Regions from separate parts of the Homo sapiens genome. Here all the other regions are linked to region 1. A link is a loop called in an ENCODE intact Hi-C map of the cell type or tissue named here. Cell type or tissue: Calu3. All regions are shown on one strand. Links, peaks and the distances in the headings refer to the core of each region. The heading gives the core; the rest is flanking DNA.

Region 1 (7,786 bases), core at 3,301-5,800:
CATGAGGAATACTCACGTAAGGGCCTTTATATGCTCACAAAAACAGCAGCCTTTGGATTTGCAAGAGCAACATTTATTTGCCCTCTTGACATAAAGTGGTAACCTCCAGAGGACTTGGAGCTTGGGATAAGAACTCACAGATGGCAAAGGAGGAATTTCCCCTTTTTTCAAAGGGGTGCTAGCTCACAAAAGCCAATAGGTGGGATTCTTAAAGGGCCACAGAGTGAGGCCCTATGGAGGCAGACAACCTGCTTCAAAAGCCACCAGAAAACTTGGCCCTGGAGCATAACAGGAACAAAAACCATGTGGTAAGTCATAAGGAGCTGGCAGAGCCAGAGTTCCAATTAGTGCCATTCCCAGAAATGTGCCAGCACACAGGGGAAGGGCTGAAGGTCATCCGAGCTGGTAGGGTAAGAACAAGTATAAATCTCAGGGGATATCCTCAAGGGAGCCCTTGTCTTTGCTGACATGCAAATGCAGTAAAAGTCATGAGCACATGAATAGCAGGGAGTGTGTGTTTAAGAAATCCCATGGAATGCAAAGTGAAAGCAAAGAGGCAGACTTGCCCCTGAGGTGGATGGTCCAGCAAGTGTACAAGGCCATTGTAAAACACACACAGAGAAAACGAGAGAATAGGCAGTGCAGGTTTTTGGGAAACAGACGGTTTTAATTGAAAAGGCAGAGGAAACCCAAGACATTGCACGGTTTTAGGCTTTAGACCTACCACTCTCACAAGCCTCCTGTCCAAGAGGGCCATTAGTGCTTCAGTTCTACTCAATGCAGACCCCAAGATCCTTTCCACCCCCAAAAGCCACCCATCCATGTGAGCTGAGAGATCAGCTGGGTGGAGAAGAGTTACTTATGACTGAGAAGAATTGTTCTGGGTGTTGGTTAGTAAGCAGGAGAGTAAAAGGAGAGAAGAAAACCTTGTACAGGGTTGAATGCCTCCAGCCAAAGAAGGTGAGACATAAAGGTATATTAACACTACGGAATGTATCCAAGCCATGTAGCACCAAAGTACGTTGGTGATGGAAGTTATCCAAGTCACACGGCAGCAAAATGTATTAGCGGTGGAAGCTATCCAAGTCATGGCACCAAAATATGTTACTGACATCAAATCCCTGGAGGTCTGCAGCAACCTCAAGTCATGGCTCCTCAGAAGAAAGAATCGACTGAGAGACATAGGTAAAAGAAGATGCCAAGTCAAGTCTTAGAGCAGGAGTGAAAGCTTATTAAAAAGCTTTAGAGCAGGAATGAAATGATGGAAAGGAATGAAACTTTGAAGAGGGTCAAGTGGGTGACTTGAAGGACAAGTGTGTGGTTTTACGTTTTGACTTGGGGATTTCTATGTTGGCATGCTTCTGGGGTCTTGCATCTCTTCTGCCCTGATTCTTCCTGTAGGGTGGGCTATCCGCATGTACAGTGGCCTAATGTGCTTGGGAGGGGAGCATGCACAGTGTGTTTACTGGAGTTGAATGCATCCTCACTTGAGGCATTCTTCCCTTCCGCCAAATGCCCCTGGAAGATCACATAACAGTTATGCTCCGCCATTTTGCCTCTTAATGTGCACGCATGTGTGGGGAAAAGAAAGAGAGATCAGACTGTTACTGTGTCTATGTAGAAAGAAGTAGACATAAGAGACTCCATTTTGTTCTGTACTAAGAAAAATTCTTCTGCCTTGAGATGCTGTTAATCTGTAACCCTACCCCCAACCCCGTGCTCGCAGAGACATATGCTGTCTTGACTCAAGGTCAAATGGATTTAGGGCTATGCAGGATGTGCTTTGTTAAACAAATGCTTGAAGGCAGCTTGCTTGTTAAAAGTCATCACCACTCCCTACTCTCAAGTACCCAGGGACACAAAACACTGCAGAAGGCCTCAGGGACCTCTGTCTAGGAATGCCATGTATTTTCCAAGGTTTCTCCCCATGTGATAGTCTGAAATATGGCCTTGTGGGAAGGGAAACACCTGACCGTCCCCCAGCCCGACACCGGTAGAGGGTCTGTGCTGAGGAGGATTAGTAAAAGAGGAAGGCCTCTTTGCAGTTGAGATAAGAGGAAGGCATCTGTCTCCAGCTCGTCCCTGGGCAATGGAATGTGTCTTGGTGTAAAACCCGATTGTATATTCCATCTACTGAGATAGGAGAAAAACCGCCTTAGGGCTGGAGGTGAGACATGCTGGAGGCAATACTGCTCTTTAAGGCATTGAGATGTTTATGTATATGCACATGAAAAGCACAGCACTTTTTTCTTTACCTTGTTTATGATGCAGAGACATTTGTTCACATGTTTTCCTGTTGACCCTCTCTCCACTATTACCCTATTGTCCTGCCACATCCCCCTCTCTGAGATGGTAGAGATAATGATCAATAAACACTGAGGGAACTCAGAGACTGGTGCCAGCATGGGTCCTCCGTATGCTGAGCACCGGTCCCCTGGGCCCACTTTTCTTTCTCTATACTTTGTCTCTGTGTCTCTTTCTTTTCTCAAGTCTCTCGTTTCACCTGATGAGAAACACCCACAGGTATGGAGGGGCAGGCCACCCCTTCACGCATAAGCTTAGTCACCCAACTCCTGAGATCTTATTAGGAAGTTGCTGATCACCAGTTTTTTTGTTTTGATTTTTTTCCTATCTATAGGGAGACTGCCTTTCCCTGGCACTGGCTGTGAAAAATTATTATTTTAGAGAGACAATTAACAACTCCCTGACCATCACCTAATGGTTGCCTGACATTCCTGGTTGCAGGGGGAGCCCTCTCCTGCCCTGCTCATGTCTTCCTGATGACCTACTGTAAAAATTGCACAGGTTGAAAAATTTCATAGTTTGTAGAATAATCATAGATTGTAGAATCATGGAGTGTAGAATAAACTTTTTTTTGAATGAATATCTCATCACCTCATAGAGATACTGCTCAACATGAAGAATGAAGAAAAGAAAATACCCCCAAATCACCAATAAACAAAGGTAGATGCTAAGAGAAAAGTGTTGAGAGGATAGAATTGTAAATATAAAAAGTTTATGTACTGCAAAATTTTCAGTGAGTACAATCAAAACTTTTAAGACATTAAGAATCACAAATCATCCTTTCTACAAAAGGAAAAATGAAGCCAAAGGAAGTGGGATTCAAGAGCAACAGTGAAAAGCATGTATTATAACATGATGAGGAACAAAATGATAACGTAAAATCATACATTAAGGGGAGAAGAAAAGCATAGTTTTTGAAAAGACAAAATTGGCAAACTACCTACCAGACTAAAATTTAAGACAGAGAGAATGCTTAATGAAAGAATATTAGTAATGAAAAAAATGTAACTATAGATATAAATTTAAAATATGAGTTGTATAAATTTAAATATTTAAAGATATAGATTAAAGAAAGATATTTTTTTCAAAAAATAATATTGCAATACCCACAAGAAGAAATAGTAAATCTGGATAGGTTAAAATCCATTAAAGAAACTGTAACACTCTTGAAACATACTACCAAATAAGGCATAGGAATAAAACAATGGTATTTAATTTCTCACTTATTATTAACTATATTGTCTTTTCTTTTCCCCTTTGGTGAATGTGAGAAAAGAGATCAGGGAAATGTGTTTTTGGTTTATAAAATGAAAAAAACAAACCTAAATATTGTTTACCTTTTGAATCTTTAAATATAATCCAATTATTAGAAATTTGAAATGCCATTAAGCCAAAGCTGAAGTAAAAATATCTTTGAAATGACACTTACAATTTAATTCATAAGGGAAAATTATTAGTCCCTACCTGAAATTGCTTCAAAATTAAGCTGTATTCTAGCATATTATAAATAAATTGTCTTTTATAATTCATGAATAAATAACTATTCTCCTTGGGGAATTATTCATTTCATCAATTAATATCTAGATTTCATCTAATTTTTCTAGAAAAAAATAGAAAATTTGTCACTGTTATTTACTTGCACTTAAAAATAAAACAAAATATCACTCAAAAGCAATGACTTATGTTTTTTTAAAACTATATATATTTAATTTTACAGAGACAGGGTTTCACTATGATGCCTAGGCTGGTTTCAAATTCCTGTGTTCAGGCAATCCTCCTCCCTTGGACTCCCAATGTGCTGGGATTACAGGCATGAGCCACTGTTAGCCTAAAAATATATATTTATAATTTAAAAGCTTTTTAAATTTGAAAGAATGTTTTCTATAAAAACCATGCCCCTTAAGATTAAATGTTTAGTAGGGTTAATCTGACCTATAATTTTTAAAGCATTGATATTCTAAGATTTCAATTATTAGGCACATTTTATAAAATGGTATTCTGAACACCTGGGGAAAAAATGAACAGATCAGACATGATGTTTTGTTTTGTTCTGTTTTTATGTTTCTCACATTTCTACTTAAACATGTTTCTACCAGAGCTACAATGCTAGCTGATTTATTTTTGACAGTGGATGTGAGCATAAATCTCTTTTTGTCTAAGAGAGGGCATCTAATCCAATTGGTCATTTGAAGGAATTGACTGTATGTTTATCCCAAGTTTTTCTCTAATCCAGTGCTTTAAGGAATTGAGTACCTTCTAACTTAACATTTTTCTTTTCTCTTAAAATAAGCAGCCTTTTTCAGACCACAGGTTCCAACTATCTTCTGAGGACTGTGGTTGCATTGTCACTTCAGCATTCAAAGTCTTTGCTGGGCTGTTTGATTACCTCCCACATGAACTCTACTCATTGACCAGCAGATGGCCTGTTAGTCCACTTCTCAGTCTTTGGCATTCCAGTGAGAATCAGATCTATGCATATGCAGCTCAGCAGAGATGCCAAGACCACATAAACTAATTCATAGGTTATGCTTTTCTCTAGCAACCCTCTCTGGACAATCTCTCCCACACTTTCTGGTTTTCTAATGTCCTCCCTTTTATTCTTCTAATTAGAAAGGTGTGGCTTTACTTACCGCACTTTGCCCTGCATTTCTATGATTGCATTGGGAGCCACGTAGTAGAGAAGAAAAACACCAGCAGAGAAGAAAAACTCCAGCCCTATCCTTTAAGGAATTGCAGTTCAACTGATCAGAGAGGAAGTTTCCCCATCTCAGAATTTTGGCTTAAGATTCCTGTTGAAAAGGCAGGAGCCTGCACACAGCATGCTTTGGAACTGCGATAGAAGAAATTTGAAAAAAGGAGAGTAGAAAATTGGAATTTCTCATGCTCCTTGAGCTAGTGCTAGAGTGCTTCTTTGGCTCTCTTCCTCTCTATGTCTCAGGGGCCCCTTCTGTGCTTCAAATTACAACGATTTGAGGTGAGGGGATACAAGCATAAAAATAAAACAAAGGTAAACTCCCCTTAGGTTCTAAATTCTGGTCTTCTTCCCCAAACTACCTGCTACTATTCACTTTACAGAATCTCAGGTAGTTGCTTTATACATTCTATCCAGCCTTCATAGCTGCATTCAATAGTATAGACTGGTAAAATGGGCTTATTTCAACTAGTCTAGAACATGAACCACTGGGGGAAACCAAGAAAATAAGTTGGAAAAACAACAGCCCCCACGATGGCAGCCTACTCTTAAGACCACAAATAACATTCCTTCTCTTCCTCTCATAATATCCATTCTAGATTTCCATCACCCTCAGCTAGCACCAGTTCTAGTCTCAGTTGTTTTCCTGCAGTAGAGAATCTGAGCACAAAATCTCTATGCTTTTTTCAGAGTGTAATTCCTACACTTGTCTATTTCTCATTAAATTGGGCAAGGGGAAACCAAGAAATGCTCACGTGGATCATGTGGGTATCAAACAAATTCCTCTCAAAGCGTGACAGTATTCCTACCTCTTCCCCATATGAAGATCAGTTACACCTGTCTTAAGATGTTATTACTAATTTTGTTTGAGGATGGTATTTTAAGAGATTCTTTATCAACATTTCAGAATGAAAGGGCAATAATTGCAATAGTGAGGTGAATGACTTGAAAATCAGAAAGGCCAAGTAAGAATTGAACTTAACTGTATGGGGTGGTATCTGGATTATGTGAAATGACCTATGGAAAAGACTTTCACAGTGCCTGATAGATATATGCCCTTGTGAATTTTTTTTTTATTATTATTCTCCATGACACATCACTGTGGTTGCCATAGTTCCCAGTTTTCCTCAGGACGCCCACTTCATGTGTGCTTACGCAGTGCAATGAAAATAGTGGCCCTTTTCACTTCAAAAGTTATCCATTTGCACATTAATATTTTATGCTTACCATGCCCTTTGCTATCCTATTGGACACTTGAGTTGATTTCCTTATATTTCTAAAATCCATCAGCTTCTCTACTCCCCTTTCTTTGCTTCTGTGAAATGCTCAGAATGTTCTGCTTGGATTACTTCTACAGCCTTTTAGCTAGTCTCATTGCCTTCAGTATTGCTCCTTTGATCCTTTTTCAATACTGACAGCAGAATGACCTTTCTAAGTTCAAATAAATTCACATCACTGAGATCACTCAAAGACTTTCCAGAGATGTCTTTATACAAATTATTTATCCTAGTAGCTATGATTCACCATGATCTAGAGCCTGCTTCCATCTTATCTCAACAGGTCACTCACTGCCTTGGAATCTGTCTTCTGGGTGTGATGAAGCAAAGGCATTGCCTTTTCCAGGTAACATCAGTAATCCATTCCCCAAGATTAGACACTGCATAAGAACATCAACTAGGACCTCATTTCCCAGTAAACAAACTTACCAAGGGTTACTTATCAAGCTGAAGCCTTCCACTAATTTCTGAACAATGGAGCTACAACATTTGAAAAAAACTTAGATTCATTACAATTGATAGGGTCAGAGTGCATGATATGTAAACATATCTTCATCTCATTACTAAACAATCAATATGTTTGTTAATAAGCCATTGATTTTTATTCAATAATGTGTAGTGTTTGCATCCCAGGCCATAAATGTTGGCATTTACAATATAACAAGGCAAAAAATCCACAAATGAATACATTTTTGTTAGAACAAAGAAAATAAAAAATGTTTAATTAAAAAAAAGCAAGGTGATTTCATGAAAAAAGTTTTATTCTCAAGTGAGAAGGGGAATAAAAGCTTTAAAAGCTTAAAGACGGAGAAGAGAGTAGGTTTGAAGCAGGCACAGTATGTCACTGGTTATGAAACATTATGGTGCTGAATAGATGGGTGTTGAAGAGTAAATTTCAGCTAATTACCAGACTCAGAGGAACTGACAGTTTCCACTATTTTGGTGCATCAAAGGACTCTAAGACAAGAAGGCTCAGTAACTCTGCAGGGCAGCTGGTCAATGCTCCAATATGCACAAATTGCAAAATGCATCTTTGCTTGTAATCTTGCTAGTCATTTTCTTTGTATATACTTGTAGTGCTTCAAATGTAATCACTTTCATCAAACCTCTTATTACCTTTTGTGTGAGCATTCTTTCTATTTTTTTGTTTTAATTTTTGTTCCTCATTACATGACTGTAGGCAAGAACAAAAGCTAAAAATGAAAAGAAAAAAAAAATTCAGGATGGTGACAAAGTATCCAGAGAGAGGAATGAATAGGGTATGGGAATGTGAATCTTCTAACAGCACCAGTAGCAATGGAGATGCATGTCCCTATTGCTGATAGTCAACGTGAGTTTTCAAACATCTACACATGAATCAGACATTTTACCAATTGTTTTGGAAAGTAATGAGATTTCCAATATATTGTTTTGCATTTGAGGGCATAAATATAAATTTTGACCAAAATTCTTTCAGTAACAGATAAATTTGTTCTATGAAGTAAAGGCATAAAAGTATTTCACTAGGAAATCA
Region 2 (7,786 bases), core at 3,487-5,986, 180 kb after region 1:
AAACACATTGTATTGTTTGTCTGATCATCTGATTTTCAGGGAGTTGTAGTTAATGAAAAAATAACCATATTATACAATGTTTTTTTCTGCTTCCAAAGCCATGTGATTGGTCCAGAGAGAGCACAAGATTATGCTGAGCCAATGAGTCCCTTCACCAGGATTCTGAAATTAAGAAAAAGAGAACGTTTATCTTGCATTAAAGCTCAGGAGCTGTGAGAAAGGCCAAAGAATCACTAAGCAAGAAAAGAGAAATGAATGAGAGGAAAACAACAAAGTATAAAGGTAAGTGCTGGAGGATGTAGGATCTTTGACTTTTTCCTTTTGTAACCCAATGTCCATTCAAATAATTGGCCCTAAGTAGATAGGTAACATATATATTTTAAGTAAATTATGAATGAATGATATAAATTACCATGCATAAGTTATATCATAAAAATTATAATGCATGTGGCTCGCGCCTGTAATCCCAGCACTTTGGGAAGCCGAGGTGGGCGGATCACCTGAGTTTGGGAGTTTGAGACCACCCTGACCAATATGGAGAAACCCCGTCTCTACTAAAAATACAAAATTAGCCAGGTGTGGTGGCACATGCCTGTAATCCCAGCTACTGGGGAGGCTGAGGCAGGAGAATTGCTTGAATCCAGGAGGCGGAGGTTGTAGTGAGCTGGAGATCACGCCATTGCACTCCAGCCTGGGCAACAAGAGCAAAACTCCGTCTCAAAAAATATGTATATAATCTGTAATTTTTATTTTGCCTCATCATAATCAAAGATTTCCTTCCTTTTTATCCTGTTTTAGAACCTTATTTTCTATACAGAACAAATTCCACATGTTTTAGGTGCGGCACATTCCCCTTCCACCGCTAGTCATTGACAAAAGCACATGATCCAGGCCAGGTTAATGAGAAGATTTGGTTTACCTATAAAAAGAATTTTTCTCAGTAAGAGTTCCAGGTTCAGGATGGTTTGGACCAAGCAGAATCAGGTTATTCACTAAGAAACACATTGTTTTGTTTGTCTGATCATCTGATTTTCAAGGAGTTGTAGTTAATGAAAAAGTAACCATTTTATATAATGTTTTTTTCTGCTTCCAAAGCCATGTGATTGGTTCAGAGAGAGCACAAGATTATGCTGAGCCAATGAGTCCCTCCACCAGGATTCTGAAATTAAGGTTTGCTCCATTAATAGCAATAAGTGTGTTAGCTTAGCGCTAGCTGAGGTATTTGTTACTTGTATGTAGAACCAGTCTGGGAACTAAGTGAATACAGTGTAAGTTGGACAAAATGATAGGTGAACAAACCTTTAAATTTATATCCCTGAATTCAGCTATTTCTAAAACTAGATCTGCTATCTGGCATGAATCAATAAGTTCTTCCTCTGCTTAAATTGAATTGGGTTTCTGTCATTTACGTAAGTGAGACCTTATAATGCAAAAATTATTTTAAGAAATGTAGAAAATTAACATATTTTGTTTATTATTCAATAATTACTTTTCTTTGATTCTGTAACTTTCCCAAGGCAAAATTTCCAAAGTACTTAAAGCTGAAATGTGTTATAAAATTTTTTATCCATTACATTGAGAAGTACTGGTTCAAAATATTTGAAACCTCAGCTCTGTTTCTTCACTCCAAGCAACATGCCACTGGAGTTAGCCACTCCAAACAATATGCTTTCTAAGTAAAATAAATGGCAAAACAAAATTTCACAACAAGTCCTCAGCTCACCCTTTCCACCAGATTACCATACTCAAAGCTCCCATTTTAGAGATTCTAGAACCATTAAAGTATATTTGTTTACCAAACTACTCCAATGAAGATTTATCCATTCAACCTATCAGTTAACAGCGTTTGTTCAGTATCTATTATTGTGTGCCATGCATCATGTGGGACTCTCAGGATATAAAGGACAGTAAAATAAACTCCCAAATCTATGGGAATCAAATTAAAATAAGAAAAACAGACAAATAAAAAAATTGCAATGCACTGTGATAGAAGTTATAATGTATGTATACAGGGGGTGTTTCATAGGAAAGTGTTTTGCCATCCTGCAGCAGGGTGTGTGTGTGTCTGTGTATTTGTGTGTGTGAGTTTCAATAATGAGCCAGTCTTCCCACATATAAGATATTGCATAGTTTTATATAAAGCATTTCTGGAACTTTTATTTATTTTTGATGACTAAATAATTGAATATTCCCCCAAAGACCTAGAAGACAAAACATAACCAGGGAACACATGTTCCCATACCTGTTTAGTCACGAGGTTTCTTTTATTGTCTATTTAAGTTCAAGTTAATAGACTGAGAATCATTAAGCTTTTTAGAATTATTAAATGTAGTGGAACAAAAATTTATGATGTATATATTATGTGATTACTTATCTAAAAATAAAAATATATACTTTTATTACCAAATACTACTTATTTTTAGAAACAGAATTTTCCTACAGTCATCATTTTAAGAAAAGCACATTGTTTCAAGTACTCTTTTTATCTTAATATTAACACAATATGGGATAAATTCTAGGAGAATTAATAGCCTTTAGTATGTGATCAAAAAAGAGGACTGGTGGAGTAATTGGTCTCTGTTCATGATTAGAAAGTCTGTGGCTTTGCAGATGTAGAGACGTGGTCCAGAGTTCTGATCATTAAAATCAGAGGGGCATGCCCATCTAAGATTAGGGCCATATATGATCTATGTGGCCCAGGTGGATTCTGCTTATCCTGAGCAAAGTGGAAGGAGTCCTTGAATGAAGCAAGAATGCCAACTAACATTAGTGAGCCTGGACTAAAGCCAAGGAAAAGAAAAATATTGTCTCTCCAAGATGCAGTGGCAAAGAAATTTACACCCTAGAACATGCCACCTATTTAATTTCTTTATCTGGCAACTTTACTTTGGCAAATTATGATGTTGGAATATGTCCTGCCTTTTAATAGAGTATGCATGTGCAGAATCTTTAAAACCTGTGCATACAGTGTCTGGGGTGCATTCTCACTGCACCTGGCAGAAAGCTCCATCTGTTTCATGTTGCCTCAGGCACTGTCCAGTTCCCTCTAAGCTCCCCATGCATCAGTCTCTTCTTGCTTGCCTTACAGCATTTCACTCTCTCACACACATCTGGTTTTGATGATTCCTCCATATTGTCTTCATCTGATCATGTAGCTTCTCTACCTGCTAAACCCCTTTCAATTTAAAAGAGTCTCATTAGAGAATCTAAGACAATATTCTAAATGTGTTTAGCAATAAGGAATAGAAATGAGTATGCATATTAGCATTAAGAAGTGATGCATTAGAATTCTTTTATTGCAAGCATCACTAGTGCATAGAGCCCAAAAAGCTATAAGTCAAAACATAAATTGCACATACAACAAAATCCTAATATAAAATAGCATGAAAACAGATATTAGCCTATCTCGCAGAAGCCACGTTAAGAGACTGAACAGTCTATGATGACAATGATAGACTTATAAACATGAGCACTTGTCACCATCCACAGATACAAAATGCATAGTTCCTTTTTTGGCTTTACCATTGACAGTTCTTATATAAGTTAATTAACCTCTGTGACACATGACTTGCTACCTTTCTGTTTCACAGTAAGACTTTAAAGATTGGGATGAACATAAGTTATTAAAGCATTGTTTATTAATGAGCTAACATCCAAAAATGGAAGATAGAATATAAAATAATGAATTCCTAAGTGTGATAATCAAATATATTCCATTGTTGATAACTTTACAAAGTAGTTGTTGATGGCAGAATTTTTTAAGTTTCTGGTTACTTGTTTCTTGTTATTTGTTAAAGCAATTCCTGACAAATATCTGTATTCCTTTATTAACAGATCACATTGGATACTAAAAATATTCTGTTGAATTTGAATCACTATAGCAAGAAAATAAGTTTTTACCTAAAAAGAACTAGCATTGATTTACACTTACAGTTAAGCATGTCTATTGATATAAATTTGCTTGGCAGAAAACATATGTTGTGTTTAATCCCTATCTTACATTTGGACATTTGAGTAGCTCTACCTTGAACCTTATTTGGGTTAAGTTTTATTCTTAAAAGTCGCAAACAGCTTCTTTCAACATGTATATTCAAGGTTACTAGGTAAAAAAATAAAAAATCCATAAAATATTTTCTTCTACAATACAATAGAAAGTGGGGGAAACGTGTTTATTTCTAAATATAAAACTTTAATTAAAAGTGGCCATAAAGGCTTTATTTAGAAAAATGTGCAGAAAATTATTCAATGTTGCCACCTTCAGGACAAATTTTAAAATAGCAAGATAGCAGTGAAAAGCATAAGACTTAAGATTTTTTTTTTTCCATGATTAAGTATTTGCTCTACAATATTGATGCAAAGTTAACTACTTAGGCTTTTTAAGACAGCTAAACATCTGACTTTTAAAAATTGTTCTTATACTCAAATATGTGCCCGAAAAACTTCAACTTAAGTATACTTATCTATTAGTTCCCTGCTGATAGATATTTATTTAAGAAACGTTGGTTGAGTATTACTATGTATCAGGCACTGTGCTAGGTGCTGGAAGCACAAAAATGACTTCAACATTTGAAAATTCTCAAGAAGTCTACATTCCAAGAAAGGGAATCAACACATAAATAGAATATTCCACCAGCGCAGTAAGTGTTCTCATAGATATAAATAGACGATTGTGGGAGAACATGAGCTACACACCTTAGCCAGGAGAGTAAACAGAGGGACAGCAGGAAGAGTCATGCTGCAGGTGACAACCAAACTTAGTCTGTTATTATAATAATTTTGAGAAATAATTTAGAGTAAAATTATCTCAATTGTTTTCCATTTGCTTATTTCTATTAACCTAAAGAAAGGGGAGGGAGAAAGAAGGGTGCTAAAAGTAGAACAATTATCATGGAGATAAAATTCAGTGAGGTAAATTATTTCATAATACCTGATGTAGATATTTTCTTACTTTTTTTGTTTCCCTTTGCTGTCCTTCAACAAATTTCCAGCAGAGTCTTCTTCATAGAGCAATCCTGGGGAAAAAATATATTGTCATTTTCCCAGTTCATATTCTAACTACAGACAATACAGCAGAATTGTAGGTGCTGAGTTATTGGATTGGCAGATGCTATCTTTCTCAAAGCTCCACAAACAACATTTTTTTTTCCTAAGATACAGTATGATGTTAGCATTTCTTTCTGTAAGAAAATCTTTTGTTCTAAAAAGAAAACTTGGTAGAAAATTTCTATTCCTACTATGTTACTATTGTTTTACATATATGCATATATAATTGTTACATAAATAATTGCTTTATGTATACATATACATATATGTGATCTATGTATAAAACAAGAAAATTATGTAACATATAAAGCCTGTCAAATGTCCTTTACCTGAAAATTTGCTATACCTCCAGCACCCAAGGCAGATTTTGATCTACTTTTGACTATAATACTTTCTCAAAAATGTCATTGCAAGATGTTTAAATTAAAATTATCATTATTATTATTATTAGAAATTGGATTATTTATATCAGAGAAAATTGTAACAGTAATGTTGGTTGAAGAAATTGCACATTGATGGGTAAGTCCTTAAACTCACTATGGAAACAAACAGCCTAATTTAAAGTCATTTGTACTCAAATTCAAATTTAAAGGAGAAAGAAAAGCAGAGTAGGGTACTGAATTATGTCTCTCCTACTTTGGTAGAACAAAAAATAATCCAAATCTGAATAAAGTAATCTATATATTTCCTAGTCAAAGACCACCCAGGTATGCTGATTGGAGTGCAAGCTGGTTATTTTTTAATTAGCTACGTATGAGGTTTCTGTTCAAGTTTTAACACTCTAATTAAAAACCTAATTGCACATGTAAGCAAACAATGTTCCTCTTAAGGTACCATCTCTGAAAGAGAATTATGGATGGATGCATTTTTATCCTGGATTTAGCTTTGTTTGCCATGTGACCATGTCTTTCCTTCTAGAAATATTTACTGTAGGAATAAGTTGTGCTCCAGTTTTATATGGCAAATGATGTAAATAATTTAACTTTAAAAGTCAGCTTATATTGCCTCAGAGATGACAGAAAAATTATAATCATTCTATCACTTTATTAGTAAGAAATAATAGTTTTAGAATTGAATGGGTGATATGTGGTTCCAAATTCAGCTTGTGTTACAAAAATAATACTATTTTTTTTACCATGATGTTATGAACAAATAAGTTTTAACCACCAAAAAAAGTAGGAGATATGTGATTTTAAATTAACTATGTTATGTTGAATTAGATAAATTTATCTTTTTTTAAAATTCACATTTTTCTATTAACTTTACCACAACTCAGAGAAAACCCTCATGGATAGGGTTGGTCTGTGTAAGACCCATTATAACCATGATCCATTCCGACTCTGCATTTCCCCATGTGAGCATTCATCTGACATTTCTGCTTAAATGCTGCTTGTTTATAATGACCTCTAATTTTAATTTATAAAACATGCTTAATATTAAAAAAATAACAGTTTAAAGTTATTTCAAGTATTTTCCATGTTTGTTATCAAGAAGAGTTAGTTCAAATCTTAGTTGAAATCTCAACTTTGTAAGTTTAAAATATCAACTTTGTCCATTTGAAAAATAGAAATAAGATTCATTCCATTCAGAAACAAGATGAGGCAGACACGTATATAGAAATAAATGACATAATTCCATTCTCAAGATTCAGCTTAATGGAGAAGACAGAAAAAGTATAATATCTCACAAAGATTTATTTAGGTTATATGTGATAAGATTTCAGAAGCATTTTACAGACCTTCAATTCTGATTCAAAGTTATATAATTAATGTTGCATATGTTGTGTGCAACAATATGAACAGCTTAAAACACTTGCTGTATTCTATGAATCTGGTTTACCAGTTATATCCAAGCAAAGTATAAATACACTTCCTGTTTCCTCCTTCTGCCCTTGTTCTTGGCACATAGAAGCAAATCTCCTTAGAATCCAAGGCTATCGACTTTCCTCTTCTACAGTTACAGCTCTCCGTGGTAATGACATCGGGAAGGTAACTTGTGCATACAAAGTCACCACCCCCACTCTTGAGCTTTCAGAGCTGCTGACAACATTTCCTCCTACTCAAAACACAATGTTAGCCCCACAGCAGACCAGAGCCCCAGAGTGTACTAACAAAGTGAGGCAATCTCCTCCACCAGATCATTCTTAAAGTAAGTTACTTGAGCCCCAAAACACTATGTTCTTTCTTATCCAAAGTCTTCAGAACTCCAACAAAGGAGCTCTTTTCAATATTTTTATATTATTATTTATTAATTTTATTACACATACTGAAAAGTGTACACAGCATATATGAACAACTTAAAAATGCAAATAAAACGTATACCAGCCTCCTGCTGGGTACATTCTATAGCTCCAAAGCCTGTTCTTTATAGGACTATATTCTGGGCTAGCTCTGTCTCTCTCCCAATGAGGAAAGAAGTTTCTAGGGGCAAAGGAACATTCTCACCCGAAGCCCAGGTGTCAATTTCTCTGGGCACTCAGAACCCTACAATTTCCTGCCAACGTGTTTTAGGTTTTATGTAGATTTTCTATCAATTTTTCTAATTGTGTTCAGCAGGAGAGTTGGTCTAATGCAAGCCAAACTGCCATGACCAAAAGCTAAATCATATTTGGTTTGAAATTTCATAATGGACGACTTTCATATTTCATCTATTTTGCTAGGCACTCAGTGGTTTCAATATTCCTTGAATAACTTTTTTATAACATCATCCTCTCTATTTTCTGTGTTTATCTTTCCGAATCTCT
Region 3 (7,786 bases), core at 3,487-5,986, 350 kb after region 1:
TCTCTTTCCTCTCTCTTTTCTCTCTATTTCTTGCACACAGAAGAATGCAGATATAGAAGCAGAATTTTTTGATAGATAAACATATATTAACAATGACAAACATAAGCCTAGTATATGGAAGTAACAGTAAAATGTCCACACAGGACTTGAAAATAAAGAAAATGATTTTACATTTTGAAAGTTGAAGACTATATAATCAGAGCAGAGATATGCTCAGATGAAATAAATTTACATAAACATACCATTTTTCCTTCATTATTTGATGCTCTTTAAACATTTTAATGTTCTCAAACCTGGATCATCTCAAAACTAATAAATACATTTAAAGTGGTATCTGTCTTTATAAAAACACATGGTTAATATACTGATAGACTATCTTACAATCCATAGAAAAAATGTTATGCAACTCCTAGGCAGCAAAACTAAAGTATTGATGTACCTAAACGAACAAACAAAAAAATGCCACTTAAGGTCACATTTCTAATCGAAATGAAAAAAAAAAAAAGAAAAAAAAAAGGAAAAGGCAAACTTTGAAAGTGCCTGTTTAAACATTTTTTACAAATATTCTGGTTCAAATTCTTGATTTATCTATTATGATAGCATGCATATCTCTATGTAGAGTTGTAGTTTGTAAATAATTTTAAATTTTCTCTTAAATAAGAGAAATTATCTTAAGAAAGAGAAGTTAATATTTCTTCTTAATTCTTGTCTTCATAACTCTTCTACTCCCCTCCCTCTGTCTTTTCCATTTGTTAAACCGTACTCATCCAAGGTTTTTCTTTTCTTTTCTGTTTTTTTGAGACATAGTCTCACTCTGTTGCCCAGGCTGGAGTGCAGTGGCGTGAACTCGGCTCACTGCAAGCTCCGCCTCCCGGGTTCACGCCATTCTCTTGCCTCAGCCTCCCGAGTAGCTGGACTACAGGCGCCCGCCACCACGCCCAGCTACTTTTTTGTATTTTTAGTAGAAACGGGGTTTCACCGTGTTAGCCAGGATGGATTCGATCTCCTAACGTTGTGATCCACCCGCCTCGGCCTCCCAAAATGCTGGCATTACAGGCGCGAGCCACCGCGCCCTGCCCCAAGAAGGTTTTTCTAATAAAATTCCCCCCTAACTCACGCTCACCTCTACCATTAGCCACACTGTACTTATCTTTGTTTATTAATTTTACTCCCAAACTTGTCTTGCTTATCTTTGTTTCCCAAGTACATGGCACCTTACTGGCCACATACTAAGTACTCAAATTTTGTATAAGTGATTAAATACATAAATGAATGAATGATGGATTATGCTACATTTATCAAGCTGGCAACTCTGTTACAGGCAGTGTGTCTGAAATATATGAAGCCACAGAAGAGAGCAGCAACCTAGAGAATCACATTTTGATAGGATCAGACAATTTTTATTTTTTTAATGAGTATATTATGAAGTAAATTATAAAGTGTGTAAACATATTGAATATATTTAAGTTATAGCTTAGGGTTCAAGGTAAGTTATTTTACCCTATATCCCCAAACTTCATAGAAGCAGGTAGAGAAAAAGTTTGGAAACCATGTTTGAAGGCCAGAGTTGAAGCTCTCACCTAACTCTTATCTATACCTGTCTGCATCCATCTCAGCTAATACTTTGGCTATGCCACTAAGCCAGCTAACCCCAGAGGGCAAGCATGCTCCAGTTTCAGTTTGAGTTGGTTATCTTAGCTTCACAACCAGATTCTGAAAATAATACTATTTCAGGTCAATAAGAAGACTGAGTTTCTGTATGTCTAACGCTAAAGTCAGACTTAAAATATTCTGAGTTTATTAAGTTAACGCCAGTTGGTGAGTCCTGTTGGTGGCTACAGCTCAAATATTCTTATTACTCAAACTGTAACATAACTCTTATATGTTTTATGTTGCAGATTGGATAGAGAAAAGCAACATGAGGCACCCAAAAGTTTTAGTCAGTTAAGTGAAACCAGATTTCAGGCATTGAATGACACCCAAAATTTGTTATCTATTAAAAGCTGCTTATTATGATGGGGAAAAAAGTAAACACATCTCTAAATCCATGATGTATAAAAATTCATTCATTTATTGAACAAATATTTGGGACACCTATTATCTTCTGAATGGTTGAGACACTGAGGATGCAGCTTTGAACAAAATGATTACTCTGTCCCCATGAGTTTATAGTCTAGAGAGGGAGAAAGGCAACATGGAAGTAGGTATGTCCCATGTTAGGACATAGGGTGAAGAGTGAGGGGCAGCCGAGGAAAGGTTCTCTGATTAGATGACATCAGTATAGGAATCTCTGACTTGAGGGTTTGTGTTTGTTTTGTTATTATTTTTTTTCTTTAGGATTCTACAATCCTCTTTCTTTTCTTCCTTTTCCTTCTTCTTATTTCCAAGTAATTAATAAAAAAGATATTCAGAGGACTGGCTCATCACAGATTAGCTGTCGAATGTGTATCTACAAAACTTTGGTATCCTACTCATGTGTGCTAGCATAACCAAATCATGAGTTAAGCCTAAAGACAAACACACAAGCTATTTATACAGCAAGCAGGTTAAGAATATGCCTTAAGAATAAGGTTTGCTAAGTTTAAAAACCGTTGTGCTATTCTTTCTAAAGCTGTGTTTTACACAAATTCTGTACCTCTTGGCAACTTCAGTAAGGAAGGTTGTGTTAGTATTTTTCTTTTCTCTTTATACTTGTGAAGGTGACTGTTTGCCTTCAGCAAACTTTATTCTTATTAATCTTTCTAACCCGCCTAATGAGCATCACCTCTTACCTCCAGCTTCTGTAGCTCAGATACTTTATTCTCAGAGTAAAACTACATGTAAAAAATGATACACTGTAATTATAATTAAGAACCATGACCATATGTACAATGAAAATAAGCCTAAATAAATGTTAATAATCACAGACCATATGAGCATGGGATGTTATTTTACTGTTTTTATTTCAACTTTGTGGATATGAAATGTATTTTGGTAATAAGTTCTGTGGCACTGCCTTCTTTACAAAATGCTGGTTCAGAATCCCCCATTTATTTCTCTTTCTTAAAGTAATAATTAATAACCTGATAACTAATGGAAAAATGTTGATTGCCACATCCTACTAATGGCATTTAGTAATATGGAATCAATTTTTTTCTGAACCAGTCACTAGAGAAATGAAAATCAAAAATAGAAGTAGGTCTGTGTGATTGTTTTTTCCCTAAGGGCTTTAGATTGGATTAGGATATCTAAATTCAATCAAAACTGGATGCCTGAGAGAGGGAATTTCACAGACTTTGATGGGAAAGGAAGAAAAACCTGCAAAAATTGTAGCCAATAGGCAATACTAATTGTGGATGCTTCTTTTTAAATGTTCTTCTGAAATCTAAGCTCCTTAAAGTAGCATGACAGATTCACAAAATATTTTAAACATTTTAAAATACTGCCCAAAAATAGAAATGTTAGGCATAGTCTGATATTTGAAACAGCAGTGCCACCTTGTGACAAAGACATTTCAAAATAATTCTGCTTCACATTTCCTTATTCTTAACCAATTCTGTTGACCTATAACATACAAAGATAGGATGAAAAAAATCATGTACTTTGATTTTTAGGACATCTTAAAATCACATATTGAAGGAAAAATGTTAATTTTATTTCGCTTCTTAAACATTAGACTAACAATCATCAACATTTTTAAGTAACCACTGTATTTAAAACATCTTCCTAGGCTTTAAAGAAATTTGTAAAAGAAATAGTCATTGATTTAACCCACTGCTCCTGAGAAAATTATAATGAAATATAAATAACGACAAGACAAGGATCAAGAAACAAACATTTGGAAATAAATTAAATAGCTAAGTAGCAGAGAGTTGCTAGTTTTCAGGATACCTCCAACTAAAAAGGCATCCTGGAGAAAAGAAACATTTCTATTCTCTCACTATTCTTGTCAGAATGGCACGGACATTTTAGCAAAGGCTGGTTAGGAAGAACATTCCCCTTATATCATTTAATGTTTTTGTTTTAATCTATATTCCTACTCTATTTTTCCAGAGATAAAAGTTGCAAAATTTTCCTGGAAAACTTAAATTGCTATGAAAAAAAACATAAAAAAGGACAGACACAGTGGGATTCTTTCTGTACTGAGGGCCTATACTAATGACCACTTTTAAAACATTTTAATATTTTCCAGTGTTTTGATTTTTTCCCCAGGATGTAACTGCTATCTTTAGAGGGAAATTTTTAATTTATTAAATAATTAACTTATTATATAATATAATCTATTATGATCTAAAAACTATAAGACATACTGCATATTATTTAACCCAAATAATTAATATTAAATACCTACTAGACAATAAAAGCAATAACAAGTATATCTATTTTCCTGATGTGCAAATTACTTTAACAGAACTCTGGATAATGACAAGAAAAATTACCTAATCCCCTGCCCTAATATCCAGCTCTTAAACTCTCCTAGGTGGGATGACTAAACTATCAGCTGCACTACAGAGCCCTAATTTTGTAGCACTAAAGAGGGGAAAAAGGAGGGATACCAATGAAAACCATACAAGAACTATAAAAGACTAAAAAAGTAAAAAGAACTATAACTAATTCTTTTTTTTCCTGCTTCCCCAGTCAACAGTGTTGTAATTTAATCTTCTGCTGAAATACCTAATTTGGTTACCAAACCATTGTTATAAAGCATTTAATAAGAGTAAAAGAGAAAGAAAATTGAGCAAAAATCTATTTCTTTCTTGAAAACTAAGCATCTTCTTCTTCTCTGTGACCTTGTATAGACATAGCAACAATAAATATTCATTTAATTATTTTTAAATCCCTTAATCAATGCTTTTGATTCCAATATATTTTAAAATTCTTGGAGCTCTTTTATTACATTGTTATAGAAAATTCAGCTATTATTAGCCCAGAAGACAATTAAGACTCCTGCTCTAAATAATTGATTTATATATAGCACATGCATATTTTTCAGATGTTGAGTTGTCTTATAATTCATTCTTAGTCACAAATTTAAAATAATCTAGGAGGACATTTTTTCCCCTAAAGACAGCTAAATATAAACAACTTCCCTAAATCCACTCGTATTTTAAAACAGAAAATTAAAGAGGAGTATGTTTTACCCCTAGGCTAGATTAAGTGGAAATGAGAAAGATTGAAGAAGAAATTGCTCAATACATAGGTTGTGAGAAAACAGAACATTTTCCCTTGGAAATGTGTACATTGATGAGCCACTTTCTCTCTTGATGATAAAAGACAGTTATAAGCTAGAAGTAGAAAAAAAAAAGTCTACAGGTAAGATGACAGTAAAAATGGACCTGAAGGGTAAAGAATTAGGGCTGGTTATAATAAATTTAATTTGGATTTCCTCATGATTTGTTTTCTGTTTGTTTGTTTTTATTGATTTTCACTTATACCAGGCAACATACTATATTTATTCAATATCCAGCCCTATTTCTGTCAATATAAAAATTTAAATGTAAAAGAATAATGTATAAAATTCAGAAATTTAAGGTCAAAATAAAACTACTGCTTATTTAATGTTTTCAGAAAGTAGAGAAATATTTACTTAGCAGTTCAAAATTAACAGTTTTTAGGTTTCTATAATATTTTAAGACATAGCCATGCGCAATCAGATGTGTCATGTAACTTCTAAATATATTGCCAGGGTGAAAATCATACCAAATGTAGCAACAGAAAGTCAGACAAAACTGGAAAGAAATAATACAACAATATGCTTTAGTTTTGCATCTTTTTGTGGGCATGACTACTTACAAGCGTCAAATAATATTATATTATTTATTATGATATCCCTTAAAGACTGCTAAATATGAACATCTTCCCTAAATCCACTTTTATTTTAAAACAGAAAATTAAAGAGAAGTATGCTTTACCCCTAGGCTAGATTAAGTGGAAATGAGAGAGATTGGAGAAAAAATTCCTTATTCCATAGGTTGTGAGAAAATAGAATACTTTATCCTTATAATAAAATAATACTAAAATATATATTATATGATATCATATATATATAATATATATATGATATACACAATATTCTTTTATGCTTTTATATGATTGAATCATATAAATGTATTCAGTGCAATATAAGTTAAATAAAATTAAAATTAGTAATTCTGGACACATTTGTAATGGAAAAAATCATATATATCATATATATATGAGATACACAATATTCTTTTATGTTTTTATGTGATTGAGTCATATAAATATATTCAGTGCAATATAAGTTAAATAAAATTAAAATGAGTAATTGTGAACACATTTGTAATGGAAAAATAAAATTCTAATAATTTAAAAATAACATGTAATAGTGTTTCTAGCATAAATAAATTTTAATTACTAAATTGATTATTTTTCTACAAATAATGTTATTATGCAACATGGAATATTATATATCAAAATTGACAGAGCTGAACGTAGAGATGGAGGCTCACATACTTATGTCTCAGTTATACACATATTGAAATCATTCTGGTTAATTCTATGCTCTGGCTATACATTGCTGACCATCTACTCTGTCACCTTAAGCAATACTGTTATGAAAATAGAATCAAAAGATAATGTATCTTCTGTTCCTAGTTCTTTCTGAATGCTAACATTACTTTAACCATCAGGTAGCTTAAAAAGACAAATATTCACTACCGGCTTGACCTCTAGGATATGTTAGTGAAATTATATTTTAGACTCATGGTAGCATACTAAAATCTTTTTATAATTAAAAGTTGTTATTTATAAACATCTTCTACCAGAAAGTAAAAGCCACTTATCTAAGTAACATAGTAAAGATGTTAAATGATTAACATCTTACTTATTAAATGATTAATAAGTAAGCTTAAAAGGATTCTGTGTGAAAGTGTGTGATGTTGTGTTTATTTATATTTAAATAAATATTACATATATATATACTAACTATATATTTATAATTCACAGGTAGAAATGTAAGGATAAATTATTCAGACAAAATATATTTTTGGAAGGTAGGAGTGACAAGTGAAGGAAGGCCAGACAAACCAAAGGAAGAGGATGAATTGAGCCTCTATGCAAGAGTCAGTATTTTTATTTTTATTTTTATTTATTTATGTATTTATTTTTTGAGACAGAGTCTTGCTCTGTCACCCAGGCTGGAGTGCAGTGGTGCAGTCTTAGCTCACTGCAACCTCTGCCTCCTGGGTTCAAGAGATTCTCTTGCCTCACCCTCCCAAGTAGCTGGGATTACAGGTGCCCAACACCATGCCTGGCTAATTTTTGTATTTTTAGTAGAGACGGGGTTTCACCATATTGGCCAGGCTGGTCTTGAACTCCTGACCTCCTGATCTGCCTGCCTCGGCCTCTCAAGTGCTGGGATTACAGGCGTGAGCCACCGCGTCTGGCCAAGAATCAGTATTTTTAATATGGGAAAAACTCTGTGCATCTTTCACTAGGTTAGTTTCAGTAAAAACTTAACAAATTTTAAATTAATTTCAGGATTGAGCCAATAATTTTGAACCTAAATATTGACTATTGCTATATTAATTATATTGATAGTGTAACAACAAATACCACCCAGCATCAATTATTTTATGACAGTATATTTTCTCATTTTGTGGCAGTATATTTTGAGTGGCACAATTATTACTTTTTTTTCACTTCACAAATTTAAAATATGTTAACTTTAGTGTTAATGGTTGAGAGAATAGCAGAAAAAGTTTTGTTACAGTTTTACTTCCTCTTTTTTGCCCACTGCAGATTATACTTCGGCTCGCTCTTCCTACCTTCCCATTTATTCTTT

The links. A loop is a pair of places that touch in the nucleus more often than their neighbours do. Peaks named below come from ENCODE experiments on the same cell type or tissue, not always from the same donor. Only the 100,000 strongest peaks of a DNase experiment are listed, where the experiment ranks them.
Region 2: a loop joins it to region 1, with 9 times the contacts of the local background. A loop is called at or near these places in 10 of 110 quality-filtered maps.
Region 3: a loop joins it to region 1, with 8 times the contacts of the local background. A loop is called at or near these places in 18 of 110 quality-filtered maps.

Annotation. Positions count from the first base shown.
Region 1 is chr1:104,129,502-104,137,287 of GRCh38, reverse strand. It overlaps LOC105378879 (a long non-coding RNA gene), which reads right to left and starts at 5,083. Exons shown (of 3, transcript XR_947656.3): 1 at 4,935-5,083. RefSeq lists an enhancer at 1,695-2,416. In Calu3, for the core only: no CTCF peak of the experiment used is centred there; no DNase peak of the experiment used is centred there.
Region 2 is chr1:103,945,174-103,952,959 of GRCh38, reverse strand. No RefSeq gene overlaps it. Among named protein-coding and RNA genes, the nearest start is that of AMY1C, 200 kb to the right of the region's middle. In Calu3, for the core only: no CTCF peak of the experiment used is centred there; no DNase peak of the experiment used is centred there.
Region 3 is chr1:103,784,251-103,792,036 of GRCh38, reverse strand. No RefSeq gene overlaps it. Among named protein-coding and RNA genes, the nearest start is that of AMY1C, 38 kb to the right of the region's middle. In Calu3, for the core only: no CTCF peak of the experiment used is centred there; no DNase peak of the experiment used is centred there.